Linked DNA regions of Homo sapiens: region 1 is linked to region 2. A link is a loop called in an ENCODE intact Hi-C map of the cell type or tissue named here. Cell type or tissue: mammary epithelial cell. All regions are shown on one strand.

Evidence for each region. Hi-C counts contacts between places; a loop is a spot of excess contacts. Peaks named below come from ENCODE experiments on the same cell type or tissue, not always from the same donor. Only the 100,000 strongest peaks of a DNase experiment are listed, where the experiment ranks them.
Region 1: a loop joins it to region 2, with 10 times the contacts of the local background. A loop is called at or near these places in 1 of 110 quality-filtered maps.

What each region holds. Positions count from the first base shown.
Region 1 is chr11:71,791,380-71,793,879 of GRCh38, forward strand. It overlaps the pseudogene FAM86C1P. Among named protein-coding and RNA genes, the nearest start is that of DEFB108B, 41 kb to the right of the region's middle. In mammary epithelial cell, a CTCF peak has its summit at 1,424 (motif pointing right); a DNase peak (open chromatin) is centred at 1,671; H3K27ac peaks cover 861 bases.
Region 2 is chr11:72,182,067-72,184,566 of GRCh38, forward strand. All of the region lies in intron 2 of FOLR1-AS1 (FOLR1 antisense RNA 1), which reads right to left. Among named protein-coding and RNA genes, the nearest start is that of FOLR1, 8.8 kb to the right of the region's middle. In mammary epithelial cell, a CTCF peak has its summit at 1,546 (motif pointing left); no DNase peak of the experiment used is centred here.

The sequences.
Region 1 (2,500 bases), 390 kb before region 2:
GTGGGCCTTCCCTCCTCTTCCATAGAGCCAGACAGTTGGCGACTGTCTTTACTGCAAACGCTGGTTCACACTGGCTCCCCTGGGAGGGAGGTGGTTTGGGCCCACGTGCCCTGTGTTCCTGCTCAGAATGGGCATTAGAAATGCTGCCATAGCCTGTGCCACTGCAGTGGAAGCATTTTTAGGAAACGGCTTATAGCTTAAGACAAACTTCAGATGCATGGGGCCAGAACGCTGTGTCCATCTGCATCTTTGCTGAGGGATCCGGTAGCCTGGAGTTTGCCCTCTGCCATGTTGGCTTGAGGCTCATAGGCGACTTAAGACGGGCTCTCGAGCAACCAATGTTCTGTCCCTTGCAGTAGACTGTGAAGCATCCTGTGTGTGTGAAGCACCCGCCGTCAGTCAAGTATGCCCGGTGCTTTCTCTCAGAACTCATCAAAAAGGTCAGTTATGGGCAGTGTCCGCCCAGTAGCAGGACAGCATAGCCACCTGCGTGCTGCAGACCTCATCCTTCCCAGGCCCTGGGCCTGCTTTGCAAACCCCAGTATGGCAGGGGCCTCCCCAGGCAACTGGCTGCAGCCGCGTGTGACCCATGGGAGACAGTGCAGGGCGGGAAGAAGGGAAGGCCAGCGTCTCTCCCTCACTCTGCCTCCTGGGGTTTCCGCAGCAGCTGCTTCTCTGGGGCCCCAGCTCCTAGCATATGGATTCTCATTCCTACCAGGCTGGTCCAGCCCACAGCACTGGAACCCTCACTCACACCCTCTGTCCTGCCCGCCGAAGGGTTTGGAGTTTCCTGCTCTTGTCCATCTCTGGGTTGCCCCACGGGCCCCTGTTGGAAGGTTTAGCTCTTGCCATACCTTTGGAACTACTTCCGCTGGTGAATTCTCTGCATTGATCCTGCTGGAATGAGCTCTTTCCTGACTGATACAGGATGGATTTTATTTTTTACTTATTTATTTTTTTGAGACAGAGTCTCACTGTGTTGCCCAGGCTGGATTACCATGGCACAGTCTTGGCTCCCTGAAACCTCTGCCTCCTGGGTCCCAGCAAGTCTCGTGCCTAGCCTCCTAAGAAGCTGAAACTATAGGCACATGCCACCATGCCTGGCTAATTTTTTTATTTTTAGTAGAGACAGAGTTTCACCATGTTGGCCAGGCTGGTCTCAAACTCCTGACCTCAGGTGATCCGCCTGCCTCGGCCTCCCAATATGCTGGGATTACAGGCATGAGCCACCACACCTGGCCTAGGATGGATTTTAAAGATGAGCCCGAACATGCAGGGTTTGACATAAGGATGTCGAGAGGCCATTCCTCAGTAGGCAGTAGCAGATCTTCTGTGTGAAAGGGCCACACTTTTAGCAAATAAACAATCCCCTGCTTCTCCAATACCTTCTTTCTCCCTAGTCCTCCCCAAAAGGGTGCATCTGTGGTCACCAGTAGGTCTGCCCTGTGCCACCAGGAGAGGGCAGCAGTCACCCAGTGTACCCTGCTGCTGCCCTGTGAATCTTAGGATGGGGCCAGCCGTGGAGAAGCAGCCTGCTGACAGCCACAGCCTGCAGCATGGGCCGCCCTCACAGTTCTGCCTGGGCTCACTTAAAAGCACCTTTTGTTTTCCTCCTCTCTGTCATGGTCATGTGGCAGCTCTCACAGAATCCTTGTCTCCTGCCCTAGACTACACCCAACCCTACACTTTCAACACCTCTCTTTGAAGGCCCTCCCATCCAGGTTTCCCTACCAAGTGAATTTTTTTTTTAGAGACAAGGTCTCTTGCCCAGGCTGTCCTTGAACTCCTGGGCTCAAGCAGTCCTCCCATGTCAGCCTCTAGAGTAGCTGGGACTATTCGGCACACACCACCACGCCCAACGAAGTGAATATTTTATATGGCAGCTGGCCGGTATTACACCATTCTATCCCATATCTCCCCTCCAAACTTGGTGAAAATCATCTGGCCATTTTTACAGATTAGAACGAAAGCAAACAAGCTCTCACTCTGTCTGCCCCCAGCACGAGGCTGTCCACACAGAGCCTTTGGATGAGCTGTACGAGGTGCTGGTGGAGACCCTGATGGCCAAGGAGTCCACCCAGGGCCACCGGAGCTATTTGCTGGTATGAGAAGGACACCCTCCTCCCCCTCACAGCCCAGATACCCTTCCCGCACAGACAAAGTGAAAACGTGGGTGTGGGTTCAAATCCTGACTCACCCAGTCTGCAGTCTTAGACATGAGGTTCGTCAACCTTCTTTAGCCTCAGTTTCCCTGTCTGTAAATCAAGCACTTCAACAACAACAGCATGTCTTATAGGGTTGTGAGGCATTTGTCCAATAGGTGACACACTCTACCTGCTTCACAAGGACCTGGTGCCCAGTCCTCAAAGAATAGTTGACAGGTCCGGGTGTGGTGGCTCACACCTGTAATCCCAGCACTTTGGGAGGCTGAGGCGGGTGGATCCGAGGTCAGGAGTTCAAGACCAGCCTGGCCAATATGGTGAAACCCTGTCTCTACTAA
Region 2 (2,500 bases):
GCCAAAGAGACCCCGGAAAAACTTTAAAATCCAAGTTTCCTGGCCGTGATGATAGCTTCCTCACGAACCGTTACCAGGCTTCTTTCCCAAGAGCTAAACAGAAACCAGCCCTGGAAAACCAAGAACAGGAGACTCCTTCACTGATTTCGATTTCAACCAACTGCCAGATTCCCTTTCCTTACCTGATTTTGACATGACAGCTGATCAGCTTACAAAACATTCCTGGCTGATCAATGACTCCCAACCATGGACCAGTTCTGGCTGGTTTACAGAGGCAGCACACAAAGTGCTTGGGTCCTGTGTTTCCCCTTTTGACATACAGAGGCAAATTTGACTGCATTTTTTTTTTTTTTTTTTGAGATGGAGTCTCACTCTGTTTCCCAGGCTGGAGTACAGCGGCGCGATCTCTGCTCAGTGCAACCTCCGCCTCTTGGGTTCAAGGGATTCTCCTGCCTCAGCCTCCTGAGTAGCTGGGACTACAAGCGCCTGCCACCATGCCCGGCTAATTTTTGTATTTTTAGTAGAGATGGGGTTTCACCATATTGGCCAGGCTGGTCTCGAACTCCTGACCTCAGGTGATCCACCCGCCTCAGCCTCCTGAAGTGCTGGGATTACAGGCATGAGCCACTGCACCCGGTATCAACTGCATTTTAATGTCTCCACTCCAAAGGGAATATGGGACATATGTAATATGTATGTTTGCTTAGTACACATGTGTGCAACTATCACAAATATTCATAGATTCTCCTAAAACCTATTAAATATGTATGTTTAGCCAACTCTTTTAGCATAAAACCCTTGTTCTACCCTCACTCCACTTCCCAGCCTGCACATCATAAGAAATAAAGCTCTCCTAGGCTGGGCGAGGTGGCTCACACCTGTAATCACAGCACTTTGGGAGGCCAAGGCGGGCGGATTGCTTGAGGTCTAGAATTTGAAACCAGCCTGGTCAACATGGTGAAACTCTGTCTCTACTAAATATACAAAAATTAGCAAGGCATGGTGGTGGGCACCTGTAATTCCAGCTACTCGGGAGGCTGAGGCATGAGAATCGCTTCAACCCAGCAGGCGGAGGTTGCAGTGAGATCGTGCCACTGCACTCCAACCTGGGCGATAGAGTGAAACTGTGTCTGAAAAAAAAAAAAGAAAGAAAGAAAAAAAAGGAAAAGAAAAAAGAAAAGAAAGAAAGAAAGCTCTCCTTTCTAAATGTAAAGATCTTGTGATTTTAAGCCAATATAATTGAAGACAAGAGTAGGATCCACAGAGCAGCCCAGGCTCCCCGCAGCGTGAGTGAATGCACTGGTGGCTGGTGGAGCCATTGACAGCTCAGTTGTCTCCCTGACAGCTTTGGGAGGAAGGTGGGTAAGCTCTCCCTGATCTAAGATCTCCTGGTTTTAGGTTGACATTTCAGAGACTTCATTTTTTTTCTCTGATCCTCTCCATCCAGACCCTGCAAGGGCTATCTTTGCTGTGTTGGGTTTCTAGTGGGGGAGGTTGGGGGCAGTTCAGCCTGACTCATCCGGCCCATCAGGTTTGGTGAGGATGCTTGCCCTCTAGTGGCACTCGCAGGGACGTCTTTAAGTAAATGCTGTTATGGGGAACCTAGGTTCTAAGGGGACAGACAGTCCCTGACCAGCTGCCATCAGGAAGTTACATGTTTCGGAATTATGAGAAAAAGTCTTGTGAATATTTGGGATCCTAGAAAAAGCTAACCTGGAACAATTAAAAGCTTTATATGCCAAAATGGAGATCTTTTGACAGAACGTTTGACATGCCTCAATTCGTTTATTAGTAGGCACAATGAGAACAGAGAGAGTTCTAGACCTCTGAGAAGCAATGGGAGGCCCTTTTGTGTGTGTGTGTGTGTGTGTGTGTGTGTGTGTGTGACAGGGTCTCACTCTGTCACGGGGACTAGAGCGTTGTGTACAATCACGGCTCACTGCAGCCTCGACCTCCTGGGCTCAAGCCATCCTCCCACCTTTGCCACCCAAGTAGCTGGGACTACAGTCATGCACCGGCACACCCTGCTAATTTATTTTCAATTTTTAATTTTTTTGTAGAAACAGGGTTTTACCATGTTGCCCAGGCTCGTCTCAAATTCCTGGACTCAAGGAATCCTCCCATGGGAGACCATTTTTAAGTGGTATTATGAGAGTTCTAAACACAGGAATCTCAGATAACCTCCTTAAATGAGATTAATTCAAAACTGAAGGAGTCTAATTCAAAACTTGACCAGCACATTCAAAACTATCTGCCACTATTGAACAGGTAGCTGGAGATACTGCACAAAGCCTTCCAGCCCAACAAAGTCTCTGAATTCCCTGGCTCAAGTAGTAATAGATAATTTAATTGCCTTAGATTTTCTCTTAGCCAAACAGGGAAGAGTCTGTGTGGTGGTCCCTAAGATCTGTGGCACTTACATCAACATTTCAAGTGAAGTAGAAACTATACAGGGCTGGGCCCAGTGGCTCATGCCTGTAGTCCCAGCACTTTGGGAGGC